Linked DNA regions of Homo sapiens: regions 2 and 3 are each linked to region 1. Evidence: read pairs that join two places in POLR2A ChIA-PET (ENCODE). Cell type or tissue: PC-3. All regions are shown on one strand.

Region 1 (8,000 bases):
TCCTTTGTGCTAGGTACTTTCATATTCCCATTTAATTTTATTTAAAAAATTCTATACTACAAAGTAGTATTCTTTATACCATAAAAAATTAGGAAACCAAGGCTCTGAGAGGTTAAGCAGAGGGCCCAGTGTATCTCAGCTAGAGGTGATGGAGCTGGTGTTTGAACTTGGTCTCTGGACTCCCAGTACCTGGCTTTTTACATTATCTTACTCTGCAGGAGATAAAAGTGCTTGTAACATTAAGCCACACCATGCCTCGGTTTCCTAGTGCACTGTAGGCATAGGGACCTGGCCATTCTGCTGTGGCTACTCCTGGAGTACATGTATCTCAGTTGCCTGTCTCATTTCATGAGAGCTTTATAACAAGTAAATGTAAGCTATGTTAAGTAAAAATAAGAGGCTATACACATGAGTTTGAGAAATTGCTGATATATTTAAGGTTTAAGAAATTTAGGACTAAAACTCAAAAATTATTCCATTGCTTAAAACTTAATATGCTATAAGGAATCTTGATCCAGATTCTTCTGGGTTAGCATGCATATCAAAAGAAATGCCTGATTATAATAAATCAACTTTTGATTAATATAGCAAAAATTGAAGCTCAATTTTCAATGTGTATGCAGAGTTACTAATTAATATACACACTAAAAAATAGCACATTTAAAAAAATAGCACGAGCCATGTAATCTTGATTTTTTAATATTTCAATGTGGAAAATTATTTTTCACATTTCTTTTTCTGCAGAGATTTTCAAATATTATGCATCATTTTAGACTTAGTTATTGTATATGGATTAAGATCTTTTGTTTTCTTCTTGAGACCGGGTTCCACTGTAGCACTCAGGCTGGAATGCAGTGGCAAGATCTTGGCTCACTGCAATCTCTGCCTCCTGGGCTCAAATGATCCTCCCACCTCAGCCTCTGAGTAGCTGGGACTACAGGCGTGAGTCACCACACCCAGCTATTTTTTGTAGAGAGAGGGTCTTACTATGTTACCCAGGCTTGTCTTAAACTCCTGAGCTCAAGTCAGCAACCCACCTTGGCCTCCCAAAATGCTGGGATTACAGGTGTGAACCACCATGCCTGGCCAAGATCTTAACTTATGGATAAATTCTTAACTTTATCTGACAAAATTGGTTTGCCAGAATGCTCATTGGTGATATTTAATGAGGGTTTACTGTGTATGCATATGCTTACTATGCATATGCTTTGTGTGAATTGTCTTTCTGAATCCTTCCCAACCCATGATGTATTTGGTGTAATTATGCCCATTTTACAGACGAGAAAACCAAAAGGCCATCAGGCTGGCAAAGAGGGGTGTGTGACATGGAACCCAGTATTTTGACTGAAGTCCATGTTCTTATATGTGCTGTGTATCTATAACATCACTGTGCAAGAAGTTAATACTCAAAAAATACTGCACATAAAAACATTACCCCAAAAAGGATAACAGTGGGAAATAGGCTAATATTCACTCCTACATCTCATCCTCTCCCAGGGCAGTGTTGGCTCATGTTCTTTTTAATTCTTGGCATTCTCCTTGAGGTTTTCTGCCCCATGGGTATTGTATAAAGACCTCCTCCAACTAGAATATTGCTGGGGTGGCATTCTGCTTTGTGTAATGCCAAAGTGAAGGTTTCTATGAAGCAGATGCATGCTTTTTTGGGAGAGACCACGATTTCTCCTGAAAGAATGCCACTGGTGGGTGACTACATGGATTCTTTGTCCCCTCTGTTGTGCCCCACTTTGGGAGAGAAGCAAGGATGGGTCTGTCAACCAGGGAAGAGGAGGCGACAGCGGCACAGTCTCTGGAAAAGTGTTGCTGATAGCCTATGGTGTGGAGAAGGGCAGGTTTGGGGAGTATCAGGAGTAGAGGGAAGGAAACAGGCTATCATATTTCTATAGAAGCAAAATGAGCAGCAGGGCTGACAGCCTTTGGCAGCAGGAAATCAGACATTATTTCTGGAGAGAACTTCCTGTCCCTAATGGGTAAACTTATCCACTTCTCACATTTCCCCACTTGTACTAGGGGCTTCCTAAGAAATAAATACTCTTTTTTTTCCTTTTCTTTTCTTTTCCTTTTTTTTTTTTTTTTTTTTTTTGAGACTGAGATCACTGTTGCCCAGGCTAGAGTGCAATGGCATGATCTCAGCTCACTGCAATCTTCATCTCCTGGGTTCAAGTGGTTCTCCTGCCTTAGCCTCTCAAGTAGCTGGGACTACAGGCATGTGCCATCACGCCTTGCTAATTTTTGTTATTTTTAGTAGAGTCAGGGTTTTATCATGTTGGCCAGGCTGGTCTCAAACTCCTGACCTCAGGTGATCTGCCTGCCTTGGCCTCCCAAAGTGCTGGGATCACAGGCGTGAGCCATCGTGCCCGGCCGGAAATACTCTTGTGTGTGGCTCCCTGTCTTTCCATTCGGTCAGGGGTCTGTGATAGAAGTGACTCCCCAGGAAGTCTTTTGGGGAACTCACAGGACAGAAGTGGGCGTTATCTTTGGTGGGCTTCTCTCCCCACCTCTCACCCCCACCCCATTGGTTTGTCTTTGAGATAACCAATTTTTATTGGGCATTGACTTTTAGGGCTGAATTGGGTCTTTCAAAGTTCACAAACACTACCCACCTCACCAACCTAACCACCTGCTAACCTTTCTGGAAATTTCCAGGCAAGTGGCTGAACCAAAGCAGGGAGTGTAGTACAAAGGCAAGATGGAAGCACAAGGCATCATGTTTCATGTATTAAAACCAACTCCTTGGCCAGGTGCGGTGGCTCATGCCTGTAATCCCAGCATTTTGGGAGGCCGAGGAGGGCGGGTCACCTGAGATCAGGAGTTCGAGACCAGCCTGGCTAACATGATGAAACCCTATCTCTACTAAAAAAAAAAAAAAAAAAAAAAAAATTAGCCAGGCATGGTGGCAGGTGCCTGTAATCCCAGCTACTCAGGAAGCTGAGGCAGGAGCATCACTTGAACCTGGGAGGCAGAGGTTGCAGTGAGCCGAGATCGCATCAGTGCATTCCAGCCTGGATGACAGAATGAGACTCCATCTTAATAAAAAACAAAAACAAAACAAAACAAAAACAACTCCTTGAAATCACATTTAAATATTAAGGTATTATTATATAACCACAAAATTTGCCTTTTAGATGGAATATGAAACCTCATCTATTCTTTGCAAATGTATTAACCTCACTCTTCTTTGTTTTAAACCATTTCTCCTCAGTCTTTCATACAGACAGATGGTCTCAGTTATGTACAGTAGCTTCTAGCCTCTGTGTTGCTATGCAACAAAATGCATCCTATCTGCGTCCTTTCTCTGTTATATCCCATTTCCGTTCAACTCAAAATAACTAGCCGAGTGCTTCAACATGCTACTTCCTCCTTTCTACAGAGTTGAATACCTATCAAGTATCTTCCTGGGCTTCCTATCTCTTCCTGTTACAGTCTTGAAAAAATGTGTTTGCTCCAATTTGATTTTCCTCATCACTTCCTATTTACATCAACCCACTCAGAGCTAAGGCAGGCAAAACATACATCAGTGAGTCATGCAGCTGTTGGCCCATAGGAAAAAGAAATGTGTCAGCCAATTGAGTGATATTTGAAACTAAAATTTTTTTTATTGTTGTCAGATGTGGGGTTCCTGTTTTTCCTTTTTGTCATGGCTTTGTTTCTCAACAGATACTAGAATGTACAAAAAATTAAACATAAAAGTAACTTTTCTCATTTTGGGGTTTAAGAAAGAGGGTAATAATCTTGCAAAAAGAGGGTAAATTCTTGCAAAATAAGAGGCAAGCAGAGGACATGTAAATGTCCTGAATTTTGTAGATAGAAGCTTGGAATTTAAAGATTAAAAAGTCCTTAAACAGAAACAAAAATACATCTTTTAAAAGACCGTATGTCATGTTGCAGTTTTTTTCTCTCTCGCTTGTTTAATCCTTAGGACATTAGACTCATTTATGGATTCTTCCAAAACTCATTTCATGCCCCTTTAATTCATGTCATTTTTCTTATCCCTAGTGGTCACAAATCTCAAATAATTAGATTAAGGTTGCCCCAACTAAGAAACCAGTGAATGTGGAATGGGGGAGATGGTAACATTGAGGTTAGAGTGGTTGCAGAAAATATGTTCATCACTCCTTGCTCTTCAGTGATCAAATTCCAATTTCTGAAGAAAAATCTAATGTCAAGTGGAAAAGAATGCATGTATTTGAAAATCCAAAGAATCTATGTAATTCACATTGGTGTTTTATTTCTTGATTTAAAAAATGAAGGTGCTGGAACATTGCATGATTTGAGATGAAGTATAAATCACTCAGTAGAATTTTGATGCTGTACAGTTATTATAAACTCAACAAAAAGTTTTAATTGCCTTAAATTTGTGCGAAATGTTCTTTAGAGGTAGGCACATTTGTTTTCTTTCCTCAGACGTTTTGGTTTCTCAGTCAAGTGTTCTCTGTGGAGTTGTAAATTTTCTTTCATGGCTGGGGTGGACGGATTTTACTTCCATGGTTAGTGTTTTCACACCTGATTTTGCTAAACTTGTGTTGGCCTCTTACCTGAGAAAGGTCCCTACAGCATACTCTAATGATGATCAGAACAGGTGGTCCTTGTGGCCAGCTTCCCTACCACACTGTTTCTTTGGAAACTCAGCACTGGGAATTGTTGCAAGAGCAGAAGAGAAGCTAAGTAATGTTGAGGATCCGAGTTTAGTGGCACTACTCGTTTGAGGTTACTGTAGTCTCTTGATACTGACAGGACCTTATCAGTACACAACGCCACAACACCATAGTACCCTTTGAATACTCTGACTATATTCTGTGTCTAAGCCAAAACGAAGTCAGGCAGCAATGTCAGATTGGACCCAATGGCAGCCAGGCTTTGGGGTGGAACTATGTGTGTGCCTTTGGCTTAGATGGTCCTGTCTGTCTGTGTTTACAGGGGGATTCTGAAGTCATTTTTTAGGCAGGTGCTGGTGTTCTTTATTTGGTCACATAAAAAATAAAAGGAGATGAAAGATTGGTAATGTGGATGTGTTAAATTTATAGATATGTGTATGTATATATGTGTTTGTGTGTATATGTGTATGTATACATGTATGTGTGTGTTATATATATGGAGAAATAGATATTAAAAATTATAAAAACCACTCAAAACAATTTTAGGTCATTCCTTCAACATGTGTATTAAATACCCCTTTACATTTCATATTTATTTTATCTGTGATTTTAAGTTAGATAAAATAACTTTTTTCTACTAGATATTGAAAATATTTTGCTGGGTACAGTAGCTCATGCCTGTAATCCTAGCATTTTGGGAGGCCAAGGTGGGTGGATTGCTTGAGACCAGCCTGGGCAACATAGTGAGATCTTGTCTCCAAAAGAAGTACAAAAATTAGCCAGGCGTGGTGGTGCATGCCTGTACTTCACTACTCAGGAGGCTGAGGTGGGAGGATCACCTGAGGCTGAGAGGTTGAGGCTGCAATCAGCCATATTTGTGCTACTGCATTCCAGCTTGGGTGATAAGTGTGAGACCCTATCTCAAATACCTATATTTAAAAATATGTTTAAAGAGTTGTAGTATTGTAAATTTCATCAGATCTCCAGATCTTTTTTATCTTGTGTTTTAGAGAGTCTCCTGTCCTCTGATTTATATCATACCCAGGAAAAATAAATAATAGATTCGAACAAAAAAGAAACTCATTTTTTGAACTTCCTCTGTTTTGTGGGCTCAGAAACATTCTGTCCACCCTTCGTTTCCTGTAGAATATTTCGTCATATCACTTTAAACCATGAGTCTTCAAAATTCCTTTCCATCTTGAACATAGTGTGTATTCTAAGCTAGATAGTGAGGCCACAGAGGACAAGTCACATATCTCCCTTGAGTCAAAGGCAGCATCCAGGGCGTGTGAGGGGAGCAGTCAGGAGCAGGAATGCATTGACTTGGGGTAAAGCAACCTAAACAATGTTGACCTTTCAACACAGCAGTGGTGACTGGGTATAATGGTTTATCTCTAAAATCCATGGAAGCCTGCATAAAATTAATGTCAGGGAGAATTTTGTTTTCCATTTAAATACATTTTGTTATTAATACTAGAGTAAATCATATTCATCATAGAATTTTTTAAAAAAAGCAATAGGGTGGGAAATACACCCCATATATTGTGGGAAACAACCACCATTAACATTGTGGTATATTTTTTTCCCTCTCATTTTCCCTCCTTTGGATTATGATTGGTTTTCTAGCAGTTTTCCGTACTTATCATGAATGGGTTCTCATGTCATTAAATACTTTAAATTCTGATGGCTAATAACTGCATATTTATTCCATACATAAGTAACTTTGGTTATTTGTCCAAAGGGTAACTTCTTTTGATTTTTAAAAATAGTTGCAAATTTTATTATGATATAGTGCAAAATTTTGAGCAAGGCATGCTTTGTATCAGGTGTCTACTTACTTCTTTCTAATATCTCCTCTTATGCTGACATACAACACAACCAGTACCTTCATGGGTAGCCTCTTCATGCTCACCTCTTCCAGAACCATGTGAAACTTGAAAATCAAGCCTTTCCCCTGAACTCATCTGAACCTTTTATCTCAGGAATTTCCTCAGAAAGTCTACTGTTTCCTGGATATTTGCATTTCAAAAAAGATACTGAAAATGTAGAGAAGTGAATTTCTCATCGAATTTCATTTAGTGTGTCCTCAGCATATGTGTTATATCCGTTGGAGGGAATGTACTACTCTGTCAATATTTGTGGGCCGTAATTGTTTCCCAATTATTTCATAATTTTGAGGATTGTCTCCTTAGTAACACTGTCAGTTCCTTTAGTGAAGGTCCTGGGGGGAAAACTTTTTTTATTCCTGCTCAAAGCTTAGCACAATTCTCGGCATATTGCAAATAGTAATGATGATGATACTTTTAAAAGAAGCTTACTTAATTTTAATGGTTAGTAGGAACCTCAAATCTGAGATCACAGACTATGGTTAGTTGTAGCAATGAAGGAATGATTCTTCTAACAATACTCCCAGGGCAGAAATCACTAGAGGCTGGCCAGAGGAGAAATATCAGGCACATTTGCCTATTGAACCAGAGGTTTGGTGACATGAAGCAGAATGATTAGGCTTATGTTTAGGGTTAAAACATTTTGAGTACATTAAGTAAATTTTGAGATAATGGACCTCAGAGTGACAATGTTATCAGAATTTCTAATTATCTTGGTGTTCCTTTCTGTTGAACCATGCCCAGCCAAACAGATAATCCTGGTCGTCAGAATTACATTTCCATAAATGGAAGATGAATAATTCTCTCTTTTAAGTAACAGAGATAGGATTAAGCCCTGAGGTTGCATGCCTTTGCCACGACTGTTCCGCTCTCTAAAATATTCTTTGTCTCTTCTGACAAATTCTTAGTCATTCTACGAAATCCAATTCAAATATTCCTTTAAACACTTACTGATGCCCCTAGGCAACCTCTGTATAACCCAAGACTTCCTCTTTAGTGCTTTCACAGCATTCTTACTGTGAAATATCTATATCATTACTTATCATAAATATGTGAATCATTGGATATTTATGATCTCTAATGATCATATTGTAGCCATTATACTGGCACTGAATATCCTTGTGCCCTTACTCTCCTATGAATTGGGCAAGTATAGGGGCCATATTCTATTTTGCTTTGCATTTCAGACATTTAATCACAATCTTGTTCATAATAAGTACACAACAAATTTTATCAAGTGAATAAATGATGTTTCACAACTCATGTTGCAAGTTATTGACAATGCCAATAAAACCAAGAACAATGGTAGGTTTTATTATGCTGTCTTTCTTTGGCTATCTTGACCAAAATACACAAACAAAGTGGGGTTTTTAGCCTCAGCCTATGACATCTACAAGGCTCTGGTTTTCTTGGTTTCCATTCTTTGCCTTAGGTTCCACCTCTTAAACGATAGGGGTCTATTTTCTGTGTTCCTGAACACACTGAGCACATTCCAAGCACA
Region 2 (8,000 bases), 130 kb after region 1:
ATTTAAGTCTTTAATCCATCTCGAATTAATATTTGTATAAGGTGTAAGGAAGGGATCCAGCTTCAGCTTTCTACATATGGCTAGCCAGTTTTCCCAGCACCATTTATTAGATAGGGAATCCTTTCCCCATTTCTTGTTTTTGTCAGGTTTGTCAAAGATCAGATACTTGTAGATGTGTGGTATTATTTCTGAGGGCTCTGTTTTGTTCCATTGGTCTAGATCTCTGTTTTGGTACCAGTACCATGCTGTTTTGGTTACTGTAGCCTTGTAGTATAGTTTGAAGTCAGGTAGCATGATGCCTCCAGCTTTGTTCTTTTGGCTTAGGATTGTCTTAGCAATGCGGGCTCTTTTTCGGTTCCATATGAACTTTAAAGTAGTTTTTTCCAATTCTGTGAAGAAAGTCATTGGTAGCTTGATGGGGATGGCATTGAATCTATAAATTACCTTGGGCAGTATGGCCATTTTCACGGTATTGATTCTTCCTATCCATGAGCATGGAATGTTCTTCCATTTGTTTGTGTCCTCTTTTATTTCATTGAGCAGTGGTTTGTAGTTCTCCTTGAAGAGGTCCTTCACATCCCTTGTAAGTTGGATTCCTAGGTATTTTATTCTCTTTGAAGCAATTGTGAATGGGAGTTCACTCATGATTTGGCTCTCTGTTTGTCTGTTATTGGTGTATAGGAATGCTTGTGATTTTTGCACATTGATTTTGTATCCTGAGACTTCGCTGAAGTTGCTTATCAGCTTAAGGAGATTTTGGGCTGAGACAATGGGGTTTTCTAAATATACAATCATGTCGTCTGCAAACAGGGACAATTTGACTTCCTCTTTTCCTAATTGAATACCCTTTATTTCTTTCTCCTGCCTGATTGCCCTTGATGTTCATTTTAGAGATTAAGAAATCAAACTCCATCTGTGGAAAGATGGTAGATTGAATACATGCATCTAATTTTATTTCTTTTGAAACCTCAGTGAAAAATACAATAAAGAGATTTGTAAAAAATATAACCAACAAGATGGAGGGATGAGAGTAGGCAGAGTCTGTGTGAATGTTACAAAGCAAACAGATGAGGGACAACTGACTTACACCAGAGGAAGCCAAATCTTACTCAAAATATGGAAGCTCAGACCCAGTTACAGGTAGAATTCCCAAAAGGCTCAGAAATGCTCAGTGCTGGGTATAAGGTGGAAATAACAGGGCGTAGAGAGCTAAAGTAAGAATTTACTGAACACTGTTTAAGAAGTAGATTCGAAGATGCCTTTTTCTGCCCTTTGCTGCTGGGTAACTGTTCATTTTCAACTCCCAGAATTCTAGTAGTCCAGGTGTCACCCCTCAGGCAGGAGGTTGGAAGAGTCTTTGCTGGAGAACCAGAGCAGCCCCAGAGGAAAGACCTAAAGATCCTACGTAACAGGGTGTCTCCAAAATGGACCAGCAAATCACTCCAGAGTAAAGCTCATAAATGACAAGTGGCACCCACCGAACAGTGCTTATTAAGTCTCCACACTTTTTTTTTAACCTTATTTTCCTCTGAAAATTGCATAACAGTATAGAATACATATTATAAGTAAACAGCTGAAACAATTATAAAACAAACAATTATCAGAAAGTTGCCAGCATTCTAAAGCTCCCTGCGTGTTCCTTCCTAATCCCAATACATTCCTTTCCACTAAAGGAAACCAGTGATTCCAACTTTTATAGTACTTGCTTATTTGCTTTTCTTTGCCAACTAAATGAGGATGCCTAAATACTGATATATATGTTAATTAGTTTGATTTAACCATCCCACAATGAATACTTATTTTAAAATGTCATGTATACCATAAATATATGCCATTTTTGTCAATGTAAAAATAATTTTTCAAAGCCTTATAAAGTAATCATAGGAAGGCAGTGTGGTATTAGAGCAAGGATAGACAAAACAAAACAACAACTGATTCAGTGTTACCTGCCTTTGGACTTTTTATAAATGGACTCATAAAGTATGAATTATTTTGTGTTTAAATTTTGTTATGTGATTTACTCATATATATTGTTAGTAATAACTGAAGTTTGTACATTATTATTGCTGTATAGTATTCTAATATTTACATGAGTATCCCACGATTTATTTATCCATTCTACTCTTGGATAGTGGATGCTGGAGTTGCTTCTAGTTTGGGGCTATTAAGAAAAATGTTGAGTGACATGTTTGCTCAATCTTCTGTTGCATATATATGCACATGCATTTCTTTAGGGCATGGGTTGGCAAGCTTTTTCTGTAGAGGGCCCCAGAGAGTAAATATTTTAGACTTTGCAGGTCCTATGGCTTTTTTTGTTACAACTACCCAAATTTGTGAAGAAGCACCCATACCTAAGGGAATAGGCAAGGCTGTTCCAATAAAACTTTATTTACTAAAACAGGTTGTAGACTGGATTTGACTTGAGGGCTTTAGTTTGCTAACTCTTATTTTAGGGAATCTGCTAGGAATGGAATTGTTGATTATAAAGTAAGTATATTTTCAATAAAACCAAGCTGGTTTTCAAAGTACCACAAACAAAGTATGAGATTAATTATTGCTCTGTATCTTCTACTTCAACTCTTGGTATTGTCAGCCATTTTAATTTTAGCCATTCTGGTGGACCTGTAGTATTATCTTATTGTTGTTTTAAGTCTCAAATCAGTGATCAGTTTTGAAGTTTTCATGTCAATTGACCAGTAGGATATTTTTTCTTTTGAGCAGTACCTGACAAGGGGTTTTTTTTTTTTTTTTTGGTGGAGGTTTGAGGGGAGAATTTTTCTATTAGGTTGTCTGTTATTTTCTTATTAATTTATAAAATTTGTTTAAATATTCTGGATAGGAACTTTTAAAAGTTATTCATGTTATAAATACCTTCTCCAACTTTGTGGCATGTTTTTACACTCTTTTACTGTTTTTTTTTAAATGAATAAATGTTCTTTATTTAATTGGTGTCATTTATTAAATTTTCTTTAATACTGGTATTTTTGTGTTCTATTTAAAATAAATATTTCTCTGCTCTAACATCTTGAAAATATTCTACATTTCGTTTTATATATGTTTTGCCCTTCATATTCATGTCTGGAATCCATTTGAAATCACTTTTTAAAAATATATGATTAGCTGTTAAGTTAGCTGTCAAGTTTTAATTGTTTTCCATAAGAATACCTAATTGACCCAGCACCATGAATTGAAGACATCGTTCTTTCCATGCTGCTCTGCAATGCTAATTTTATAATAAATTAAGCAGCTATAGCATATGTGTTAGTCTGTCTCTGGTTTCTCTTGTCTGTTTCATTTTTTTTTTTTTTTTGGCTATCCTTGCTCTAATATCACACTGCCTTCATATTATTACTTTATAAGTCTTTGAAAAATTATTTTTTAAGTTGACAAATAAAAATAGTGTGTATTTATGATATACAACACGACATTTTAAAATATGTATTCATTGTGGGATGGTTAAATTAAGCTAATTAACATATGTAACCTCACATGCTTATTATTTATTTTATGGTGAGAATGCTTAAAAAAATCTACTGTCTCAGCAATTTTTAAGAATACAGTACATTATTATTAACGATGGTCACCATGTTTGTATCCTTCTCAAAATTCATATGTTGGAACCTAATACCTAGTGTGATAGTAGTAAGAGGTAGGGCCTTTGGGAGGTGATTAATTTGGCTCCATTAAGCACTATTAATATATAATACAATATTTTATTAATAATTAATGTGAATTCCCTGGCACTTTAGGCCTGTCTTGTGCATGAGCAGAGCAGCCTTCCAGTGTCGGAGGGATGCCATCAGGCATGAAGATGTGACAGGCACTGGCAGTTGGAAGTCAGAAAACACTGAGAGGCCCAAGGAACATGAGAGGGGACACGACAGTATCTGCTACACTGTACATGCATTAAGGAGGGCAGTTCACTTGTGGTCAGGAGTTCGAGACCAGCTGGGCCAACATGGTGAAACCCCATCTCTACTGAAACTGCAAAAATTAGCTGGGCATGGTGATGTACACCTGTAACCCCACTCAAGAGGCTGAGGTAGGAGAATTGCTTGAATCCGGGAGGTGGAGGTTGCAGTGAGCTGATGTTGTGCCAATACACTCCAGCCTGGGCGATGGAGAGAGACTCTTTCTCAAAAAAAAAAGTCACTTAATATCTTTCATTTGTTTTAATAAATAAAATAATTATTAATAAACAATAATTAATATTAATAATTCTGACTAATAATTTTCCTGAGCATAGAAATTTTTCCTCAAATTCTATTTTTTGTATCTTTTTCTGTTTGTTTTATTCTCTATTGGTAACACTAATTATGTATAATTTATCTCTTCTGTCTCTCATAGTGATTGTTTCTCTCCATTTTTTAAAAATGATGTCTTTATTTCCATCTGATTTTGCACACTTAAGGAATATTTGGTGGCCAGGTATGGTGGCTCACCCAGCACTTTGGGAGGCTGAGGCAGGCGGATCACCTGAGGTCGGGAGTTCGAGATCAGCCTGGCCAACGTGGCGAAACCCCATCTCTACTAAAAATGAAAAATTAGCTGGGCATGGTGGTGCATGCCTGTGGTCCCAGCTACTTGGGAGGCTGAGCCAGGAGAATTGCTTGAACCCAGGAGGAGGAGGTTGCAGTGAGCCAAGATCGTGCCACTGCACTCCAGCCTGGGCGACAGCAAGACTCCATCTCAAAAAAAACATTTGGTACCCCACTACCCCTACCGTGTTCTATGCGGTGCATATTCTTCTACCTTTTGTTTCCATCATGACTTTCATTTACGTGATGAATGTTTTCCTTCCAATTTTTCCTGAGTGCTCTAAGTGCTCATCTTTCGTCTTCTCTATGTGTCTTTTCTGAACCCTGCTTTAGTTCTTGTTTTCCAGAAGTATTTTTTTTCTTTTGTTCTTAGTGAATAGAAATACATTGGGTCTCAATTTTCATCTGTGACATGGCAACATTTTTCTGATGTATTTTCTTTCTTCACTATTTATTTTTTCTGCTCCTTTTTTACCTTTTTTTTTCTTGTATTATCTGTGTGGAGATATTACTATGGTCTGAATGTTGGTGTCCCTCCCAAAATTCATATGTTGGAACCTAATACCTAGTGTGATAGTATTAACAGGGAGGGCCTTTGGGAAGTGATTAAGTCAAGGGGGCTCCACCCTGATAAATGGGATTAATACCCTTATAAAAAAAGGCTGAAGAGAGCCATCATTCGAGCAGTGAGTGAGCCCTCACCAGACACTGAATCCACCAATGCCTTCATCTTGGACTTTTCACACTCCAGAACTGTGAGCAATAAATTCTGTTGTTTGTACATTACCAGTCTAAGATATTTTTGTTATAGCAGGCTGAAAGGACAAAGACAGATCTTTGCCTGTCCCATTCTTATCATTAATCTTTAAATGAAAATAATTCTTCCTGATCCAACTCTTTTTAGATTTGTGGGGAACGTTCTGGGGCAGTGTCCTAAGCTAGTAGTACTCTCCGTGGTTCTTAAGAAAGTTTCTTATGGCACAAGTGTATGTGGTTGAGTGAGTTCTTAAACTGATTTCCCCACCATTGAAGGAGATCTACACTTACATGGAGGCTCTCTATAAAGAGTACCTCACCTCATACCCTATCTAGTGGCAGGTGCCCTTCAGCAAAGAAAAGCATCTATGTGTTCCTTGTTCAGCTCCACACTCTCAGCTTCTTCGCATTGCCAAATTGATCCTAAGAGGTTCTCTATACCAGTCCCCCCAAATTCTCATTCAAAGACAGGGCTTATTGGATTAACCCTTCAGCTTAGATCACCTACTTTGAGCACTAGGTTCTATAGGCTTTCTTTGACATCTGCAGCCACAGATATCTTCTCTTGGTGTCTTCCCACATACATGATAGATCCTTGCTGACTTTCCTCATGTATTGTGGTTTGGGGATATGGCAGCTCATAGTTTTACCAATGATGGAATTTACATTTCAGTTTCTCATTTTTGGTATTGTTTTAAGATGATTGCTGAGAGAAGGGAGCATAAATGTCTTTTTCCTGCTATCTTAAAGATACAAGTTGATAGTTTATTGGAAGAGAAGTCTTCCTCTTGCCTCTCTGCTTCTCACAAATATTTTGTCTCTGCTGTAGGCCAGCACTGTCCAGTATAGCATGTATGATGATGAAGGTGTTCTATATCTGTGCTGATCGATACAAGTAGCCAATAGCCACAAGTGACTATTGAACACTTGGAATGTGGCTGGTGTGGCTGAGGACCACATTTTAAAATTTATCCAAGTTAATTTACTTAAAATTAAATTTAACTAGCCTAAATCTAGTTCTTTAGGTCTCCCTAAAGATATATATATTTAGAAGGCATATTCCTTCCTAGGTTTTATTTTTTTCTCCTGCTTGTCATATCCCTTCCCTGAGGCAAAGAGCACAGAGCCCAAACTGCTTGGAGGTAAAAGAAAAACTGCTGGGGAAAAAACATAAGCCAATAGCTCAGAAATCTTATTCCCTATTAGTTGGTGTCTGATTTGCCTTCTTAGATGGCACTAAAGTCCAGTGATTAGTTGGAGGCATCCAGCAGCTTTTCTGGATACAGATGCCCAGCACCTTTTAGCCTCAGCTGTCACATTTGGTACCTAAGGCAAATACTACTGCAGTGATCTTTGGAATTTCTAATCATTTACGATGAAAACAGCTCATGGCTGGGCTGCTAAGTCCAAAGGAACACAATGATAAGGGAGAGACAAGATATAAGTCAAGTGTGTCCTCATTCCCAGGGAGCAGATGGCCAGCAAAGCCATGCATTGGCCACTATCTGTATCTGTAGTATCTTCTTGAAACTTTCACTTTTCTTCTTTGTGGTCCGGCTTCCTCTCAGACTCTAAGAATGTGCCATGTTCCTGCTCACTACAGGACTTTTGCAGATCTTGTTCTCTGTATCTGGAAATCCCCACCACTCCTTTGTCATCTTTTACTTTTAACTCCTACTCATTGTTGACATCGTGACTATCACTTCTTCAGGGAAGCCTATTTTGGTTCCTTAGTCCAGGTCAGTTACACCTTAATAAATAAAGTGGCTTAGATGTCTGCCCCAGGTATTTGAAAGTTGGCTGCAGATGGGAACACATCTGAATCTCTCCAGGAGCTGAGGATACTCCCAGGATATGGAGCTCCCACTGTCCATCTCTAAGATGCATTGATATATTGGGTTTATCATTTTACGGTGCTTGAATGAATGGATTCTGGCTTCAAAGTGCTTGTCTAAAAGCATAGGATAAAATTTCCTATTTCCATCCTATGCTGTACACTATTACCCAGCTGTAAACATATTAAATAAATTCTCCTCTCATGCAGTATAAAACACTGAACATTCTAGGTGATTTGAAACTGAACTCATAGACTCTTTAGTCATAGTATAAAAAAAGAATAAATATTTTTATTCATAGAACTCACAGAGAAGGAACATTGCTTTAGATTTAGATATTTTCTAGAAATGCAGGCTGGAATAATAGAGTCATGGCACAGTTTTCTCCAAGGAGGAAAGGTAGCGCTTTTACTTAATGAGTAAGGTTATTTCCTAGTTTGCTTGGCCTACAAAGTATGTTCATTGTTCTCTGCCAATTTAGTGCTTTGCTATTCATGGAGATAGGCCTGGATAGTGGCTGAACAGAAAGCAGGGCAGTAAAGAAAAGGGAAAATAAGAGAGTAAGATTGGCTTAGGATAGAGTGAAGAAAGCCCCTAAGACTAATTTTCTCAATGTAATAGAGCTTGTAAAAGCAATTTCTCCCTTTCAAAAGCTACACTGATTATGCTGAGTCAGGTGAATTCTAGGTTAATATCTAAGCCATTTTGTATTGTTGTCTGCAGTGCTTATAGAATTATTCATTGACAAAGGCAACTTACTGACTACATAACGTGACTTCTTTGAGTTTCCCAATATATCTGGAGTGAGTTGTTCATTAGCAACTATAGTGTGAAAGGCCAAATGTTACTCCCCAATTGGAGTTAACTCAGG
Region 3 (8,000 bases), 77 kb after region 1:
GTTTTGCCTATTCTGATCTGCATAGAAATAAAATCACACAATATGTACTCTTGAGTAAGGCTTCTTTCACCCAGCATCATGTTTTTGAGATTTGCCCATGTAGTGTGCATCAGTAGTTTCTTTCTTTTGATTGCTGAATAGTATTTAATTTTATAAATATACCACAAAATGTTTAGCTATTTACCTGTTGAGGAGCACTTGAGATGTTTCCAATGTTTGGCTATTATAAATAAAGCAGCTATGGACATTCTATTATCTGTCTTACCATGGACATGTGTCTTCCCCCACCCTCCTCTACTCCCTTTTTTCTGTCCTCTCCCTCCAATCCCCATCTCTACAGTAACCACTCAGGAGTGGAATCAGCCAGGTTTGGGAAGCATTTTACTAGTTTATGTTATTTGGAAAATATTGGTTATCATATTGACTACCTATTTAGGTTTGTTCTAGGGTACAAATCTAGACGGATTTTAGTTTTCCTCTTGGCTTCTTCTCATTTTGTTCTGAGAACTCACAGGATCCAAATCCTCTCTAAAGTGTTGGAACCAGTCTAGGATACTCTGCATCCCTAGAACATGCTTAGAATAATTCCTCATTGTATTCTGGATGTAAGACATCTCTGATAGGATCTTTCTCAGAGTCAAATTATACGATGTGGGTGAATGTGGCATTGACTTATTTTTCCATTCACTGAGCATGTATTTAGTAGATGCTGTATACTTTTCCTGAAAATACAAAGATGTATAAAATGTGGCCCCTGCTTTCAAAGACCTCATAGACTTGTGGGGAAACAGACGAGACAAATGGCCATTTTGATACAATGTGATAAATATTTTGGAAGATGTAAGTATAAGGTTCTGTGGGAGCACACCTTAAAAATGCACTTGACCCAAAGTGGAGGGCATCACACAAGACTTTCCAGGGGATATGAAGACTAAATCATGTTGGGAATGGACCCAGGGGCAGTTAAATAGGCAGGCAGGAGAGGGAAGTATGTTGTGGTTATAAGGGCTATGGTGAAGTGCAGCAGGAAGGAGATTGGAAGTAGCTGGGAAAGATAGTCAGTGGTGATAGGTGAGGCTAGAGAGAAGGTGGGAGGCTGATGGTGATGAGCTTTTAGATTACGTTGAAGGGTTTACTCTATATTATACAAAGCTTCTGTGCACCTATATGTATATACGTGAGAAATAGATCACAGACTGTCAGTTATTTCTGTGTCTATTTTGATAAACTGAAAAGAGCCCCAGTTTAGTGCCTTGAGCAATTTATTCTTCAAATAAGGTTCTCAAAGAGGGTAAGGCATCCACTTGGTGATGCTGGGTGAGATTTTCTTTAAAAAAAGAAAAAAAGAAAATGACTCACTATCAGGCCATATTTGAAGGGAAATTTCAGAATCTTTGCTAGAACTGGATAACTGCTGACCCTAGCATCCTTAAATTAACCTCCCAGGAAATGCAAGATTTATAAGTTGTGGGCTTTTTTTTTTCTTTTGAAATAGGTCTTAATAATTCAAAGAACTTTTTAATGATTTTAAAAGTGCATGTTAAGTACTTGATGGATTGGATCAATTCAGTCTTTGTAGTGCTGTGTGTTGACATCCTCCTCTCTACATATGGAAATTCGACAGATGTACAGAAATGCTACACAGGACGGGATGTTTCTTTATGGCATTTCCTTGTGCATCTCATTGGAGAAAAGAAATGTGTATATGTACTTTATAGTGAGTCATTAACTATAAAAACAAGCTTATTCACAAACCTGCTTTGATCTGTATTTCCTGTGATTTATCTTTGCTGTCTTAGCATGTACTGAATTCCTGATTGTTATTAACTCCCCAAATATTTTACATCATTCCAGATAATCAATGCTTATCACAGTCAATACAGATGTTACAAGATCCTAGAAGAAAGATGGTGTCAGCATAATAACATTTTAATTATTATAGCATGTGTTTTCAACTGTATCTTTTGTTTATGGCATCAGCTAACAAAGCTACTGTAACATCTGGTTCATAGAAAGTATTAAAATGATTGAACATGTAAATCATAGCTTTCCCCACCAAAGACTTAAAGTAATAGTGTGTAACTGCTTGAAGGTACTAATGCTTGTTTAATTAATTTAAATCATGCTGGTAAGACTATATTTTCACTTTCTGTTCCCCTGAACTTGCACTCTCTGCAGGGTTACTCAACTGTTAATGTAAAACAAATTTGCTTGTGGATGGTTTAATGATATGAGATATTTGATTTGAACTAACATATCAGTTTTGTTAATGAAATCACAAGTTGGGCTGTTGTAAGGGAAACAACTTTCTTGTTTGGCAAAATTCTGTTTGGTTTGTAAATTTTATTTACAAGCATTATACACTTACTTTTGTCTATACTGAAATGTAAAATCCTGGAAAGTGCTGTGAAATGTGGGATACATACTTTTCAAACTCTTTCCCATGTATTTCACAGCCACTACTCCTGCAGAGTTGGAAACTACATTTTGGAGAAAGAATGAGCGGGATCAGATTGCTGGTGCAGCATTGTCTAGCTTTTCCTCAGTAATATCTCACCACTTCCTTTGTAAATGGCACAGTTCTGCCAACATGTGTTCACATTCACTCTGCTTATTGGAAGAACTGTGGTTTCATGTCAAGGGGTTGCACCAAAGGCAACGGCACAAAAGTTATACTGGATGGAGGGTGCAACAGCTGGATCAGCCACATGCACTTCGGTCAACTCATCTTCACCTGAAAACTAGATGCACAGGGAGGGTGAGAACTTGTTCATGGTTAAAAGTGAAAGGTCTTTTTTCTCCTGCTTTTTACATGAATGTTTGCTCTGATACAATAAAATGCCCTTGCTTCTTCCCAGGTGTGAGACTAGGCAAATTGCAAACTACGTTGTCATGAAATAAGAGATATCACAGAGACTCAGTATTTTTTAATAAAATACTAGAGGAAGTATCTGGTAATATCAAAGCTGATGATGGTTATAATGGAAGGAGGCCTGTGATTCCAAAAATCTTTTTTTTTTTTTGGATCTGCTGAAATGAGGGCTTATGGTGGAAAAAGAAAGGAGGGAACTCTAGCACTGAGAAAGATTATCAGATATGTTCTACTTTCTTGGGCTCTACTCTCCAAGGGCCTACACTCTCTTAACCAAGCAAGTTTGTAGAGATTTTTCTTTTTTCAGCTCAAGATACTGAATATGCTGGGCATTCTCACAAGGACTAGTGCAAGAAGATCTGGGGTCAGTGAAGAGTATCATATGGGGTCTCAATTTTAAAGAAAGGGTAGAGAATATAAATCAGCACTAGCTGCTTCCTCATGAGAACATTTTGTTACGGTAATGCAAGGAAGTCTGTGAAATGCTAAATGCCATGGAGGCAGGTGGTAGCCTCTTAAAGTCTTAATGAAAGCTTGAGAATTTTATCTAATTCATGTCATTGACTTAAAGTAAAACTAAACAAAAACCATTCTGGAAAAAATGGGTATAGCATTTACTTAGAATTCTATCTAATTCATATCATTGACTTAAAGTAAAACTAAAAAAAAAAATTCTGGAAAAAATGGGTATAGAATTTACTTAATTAAAAAAAAAAAGGCAAAATCCTTCAGAGAAGCAATAACACTCTCCACGTTCTTCCCAGCAGGACATCGTGTTTATTAAAACATCATCGTCACTTAATTCCTTTGATTATCTTATAAGTATTACATGATAATTTCACTTTTAGGAGTTTGCCATCTTTAAAATTTTGTTTTTAGTTTCAATACCTTTAGAGGTACAAGTGGTTTTTGGTTACATGGATGAATTGTATAGTGATGAAGTCTGAGATTTTAGTTCACCCATCACACGAGAAGTGTACATTGTGCCCAATATGTAGTTTTTTATCCCTCACATCCCCCCCTCTTCTCAGTCTCCAACATCCATCATACCACTCTGTATGCCTTTGTGAACCCATATTTCAGCTCCCACTTATAAGTGAGAACATATGGTATTTGGTTTTCCATACCTGAATTACTTCACTTAGAATAATGTCCTCCAGCTCCATCCAGGTTGCTGCAAAAGACAACATTGCATTCTTTTTTATGGCTGAGTAGTATTCCAGGGTGTCTATATACCACATTTTCTTTATGTTGTCATCGGTTGATGGACACTTAGTTTGGCTCCATATCTTTGCAATTATGAATTGTGCTATGATAAAATACGTGTACAGGTGTCTTTTTGATATAATGGTTTCTTTTCCTTTGGGTAGATAACCAGTAGTGGGATCGCTGGATCAAATGGTAGATCTACTTTGAGTTCTTTGAGAAATCCCCATACTGTTTCCATAGAGGTTATACTAATTTACATTCCCACCAGTAGTGTATAAGTTTTCCTTTTTCACCACATCCATGCCAACATCTATTGTTTTTTGACTTTTTAATAATTGGCCAACTTTTAAATCACTTGTTTGTTCAACTTTTGAGTTTCCACAGATGAACAGATAAACAGATAATTATGATAAAATGTGGAAGTAAAAGAGGTAGGCATGAGATATCACTGAGAGTTAGAGGTCAGGTGTCTAAACCAGTTTGGAGCAGAAGTCTCAAGGAAATCTTCCTGGGAGATTGTTGGTTTTGCTGGAGGACAAATGGATTAAGGGGTGAAAAGAAATAAGGCTGCTTTTGTGGGCATGGGCATATCACAGCGTATGAGCTTTTCTAATGACATCCATTTATAGAGATTTTTCTAGACATAAAACTAAAATGCAAGTACATTTTAAGGATTATATACATATTACAATGAAAGGAAAAAGTTTTGATTATTTGACAGAATTGAAATTCAAATATATAAGGTAACTGAAAGGTTATTTTGGTATTAATCTTCATTTTGTAGAACAACATTGCTGTATACCATTTAGAGTGTTACTCACTGCTTCTGTTTATATTAGAAAAGTGGTTCAACAATCAAAGGAATCCAGGGTGTGTGAGTCATTTTTTTTTTCTTTTTTAAAAATGTAGCTATGCTTGGAGAATCAATTAAAAAAAATCAATGTATGTAAAAATGCTGTTTTTCTTCAACACGTATTTTGAACCAGTTATGAGAATTTACTAAATTTTTATTATTTTTAATTATGTTTATTTTGGAATTAATACTACATTAGTACTTGGGGCAATTTTTAAAAAATGAATAATAGTATTAATGATAAATTCATTGAAAATGATTTATTTTAATTAATTTAAAATAATTACGATTTCATTTATTAAAGTTAGATCCTCCAGGGCATGAATCCCAAATACACAAACTAGTTTCTTCCAAATACTAAATGTGCATTATTGAACTATTTCTTAATTTAAACTTTTCTCTAACTCAAATGTACCATTCAATTTATTAATACTTTGTTCATTTCTCTTGAGCTCCAGGCCTCAAGCAGTCCTCCTGCCTCAGCTTCTCAAAGTGCTGGGATTACAGGCATGAGCCACTGTGGCCTGGCTAGAAAGAGGTATTTTCTAAAATATAAACACCCTCACTCAATCATCACTCAAATACCCTCACTCAATTGGTTATTTAATTAAATTTATTTAATTGTTAAACCATTTCTGAAATTCCTTTTGAAAAAACCGTAGTGTTAATGGGTATCCAAAGGTGTTACTGAAGTAAACGTTTCTGTAGTCATATACATGTGGGAAACCCTGGGATAAACAAGTTTTCTTTTTGTAGAATTTTCCATAGTTTTAAAAATGCAAATGTGCATTGTGAAACTATAAGCGGAGACTATACTAGGCATTAGTTTCTAAGCTTATTCAACCATGGAAATTATTGGTCTAGTTCCTTTGTCATCACAGACGATTGAAATTATGGTCTATTTTCATGGATCTGGAAGAATAAGCAGGGGATATAGAATAGGAGACAATTCTGAATAAGAAGCGAGGGAAAAGTACTCAAATTCTCTAGAGTATATAAAACCAGAATAAGCATTCAACTGTTTTATTCCCAAATCTTTTAAATCCTGCTTTTCTTAATGATTTTATATTGTAATATAATGATATGCTTGTTTATACATATTTGAAGCAGAATAAAAAAATGCTTAATAAATGATCAATCCAGTGTGCTGTTATCCAAAATAGAAGCTTTACATTAGGATATATGCACATACATGTATACACATATATGCATACATTATGAATTATGAATAATTTGGATTAATATAACATTTTTGCCTGTAGTTTTCATATCAAAGATATGTGTTTTTTTTTGTTTTTTATTTTTTGTTTTTTTTGAGACAGAGTCTCATTCTGTCGCCCAGGCTGGATTGTGTGATCTCGGCTCACTGCACCCTCTGCCTCCTGGGTTCAAGTGATTCTCCTGTCTCAGCCTCCCAAGTAGCTAGGACTATAGGCATGCACCACCATGCCCAGCTAATTTTTGTATTTTTAGTGGAGACAAGGTTTCACTATGTTGGCCAGGCTGGTCTCGAACTCCTGACCTCAAGTGATCTGCCCACCTTGGCCTCCCAAAGTGCTGGGATTATAGGCATGAGCCACTTGGGCCAGCTCAAAGATATCTTTATTCCCCGTTTCTGGGCCTGGTTTCTCCTCTCTTTCCCTGTCTGGTGACAGTAAGTATCTTCAACTGTTTAGAATACCAAAGGATTGAAAAATAATTTAGAAAATATGGGATTTCAATTCTTAAGCTTTGGTTTGTTAAATGGAAAGAAAGTTCCAAACAGCCAGTCATTTTCATCAAGTGCATACTGCTGACCCAGAAGCTAGTGGTTATACATGTTGAAAAAATCCCAAGACGTTCAGCTAACCATGGCAGCGTTGACTTTGTATTTTTGCATTAGATCACAACTTTTTTTCAGAGTAGCTTAGAGTTGAACTTTTGTTTTGAACAATCAATAGATATGTCAGTTCCCAAATTCCGTTATTTGCTTCCTAGTGCAAAGAAATAATTATTTTATGGTGGCATACTTTCATGATTTTTGTTCGCTCCATCTTTATGGTTAGTTAGGGATAAAACCATTTCTTATCACTTAAAATGCCACATGTATCTAACAATCTCAACTGTTTTTCTTTGACATTGTGAAATAAAACCCATATTTTTTGGAATTACACACCAAACTATTATAAGAGTGAAGTGTTAGAAATCAATTCAAATGTTAAATACAAAGGACATCCTTGGCTCATTAAGTAAAAATATCTCATTTAATGAGCAGGAAGGCACTGGAGCACACTGAACCCTGACACAAAGCAAATTATTTAAGTGATAAATTATATTTTATGGGGAGTGTAAAAGTTAATAATACTCAGGGGCATGGTAATAAATGCAGAGGTGTAACCAACTTCATTGACTGCTTTACTTACAAACATGCCATATGTACTTAGTTACTTGAGCTGATCATAAAAACACAGAACAGAAACCATAGAGAGATTCATACAGCTACCTTAGTACAATTATTTTTCAGTGCATCTTTTACATAGTATTTTAAGAGATTGTCTTTTTGTTTTCTCTCCTTTCTGTCATTTGCAACATTCTGCTTCCTTCATTTTTGTTTTCATTTTTGGTCAAGTGTTTGACCTTGTAGCAGTTAAAGCTGCAGTCTGCGCCTTATCTCTCAGCAAGCCTCATAAAATCAGCCATGCGTTCATCCTCTCTGATGCCCCACAAATGACCTCAGACCTCACTTCAAGAGGACCAACATGTCCTGTGAAGAAATGGGCGGGTTAGCTTTTGTGTTGGCACCTCCCTAGCTCTGTTTCTTTTCTTTTTTTTTTTTTGAGACGGAGTCTCACTGTCACCAGGCTGGAGTGCAGTGGCATGATCTCGGCTCACTGCAACCTCTGCCTCCTGGGTTCAAGCGATTCTCCTGCCTCAGTCTCCCAAGTAGCTGGGATTACAGGCGTGCACCACCACGCCCGGCTAATTTTTGTATTTTTAATAGAGACGGGGTTTTGCCATGTTGTCCAGGCTGGTCTTGAACTCCTGACCTCAGGTGATCTGCCTGCTTTGGCCTCCCAAAATGCTGGG

Evidence for each region. ChIA-PET counts read pairs that join two places held together with the same protein. Peaks named below come from ENCODE experiments on the same cell type or tissue, not always from the same donor. Only the 100,000 strongest peaks of a DNase experiment are listed, where the experiment ranks them.
Region 2: POLR2A ChIA-PET joins it to region 1 with 10 read pairs; 3 of 35 experiments call an interaction of 5 or more read pairs at or near these places.
Region 3: POLR2A ChIA-PET joins it to region 1 with 11 read pairs; 3 of 35 experiments call an interaction of 5 or more read pairs at or near these places.

What each region holds. Positions count from the first base shown.
Region 1 is chr1:199,855,152-199,863,151 of GRCh38, reverse strand. No RefSeq gene overlaps it. Among named protein-coding and RNA genes, the nearest start is that of NR5A2, 170 kb to the left of the region's middle. RefSeq lists a silencer at 5,837-6,131. In PC-3, no CTCF peak of the experiment used is centred here; DNase peaks (open chromatin) are centred at 3,511 and 7,401; H3K27ac peaks cover 353 bases; H3K27me3 peaks cover 296 bases.
Region 2 is chr1:199,724,080-199,732,079 of GRCh38, reverse strand. No RefSeq gene overlaps it. Among named protein-coding and RNA genes, the nearest start is that of NR5A2, 300 kb to the left of the region's middle. In PC-3, no CTCF peak of the experiment used is centred here; no DNase peak of the experiment used is centred here.
Region 3 is chr1:199,778,074-199,786,073 of GRCh38, reverse strand. No RefSeq gene overlaps it. Among named protein-coding and RNA genes, the nearest start is that of NR5A2, 250 kb to the left of the region's middle. In PC-3, no CTCF peak of the experiment used is centred here; DNase peaks (open chromatin) are centred at 1,693 and 4,933.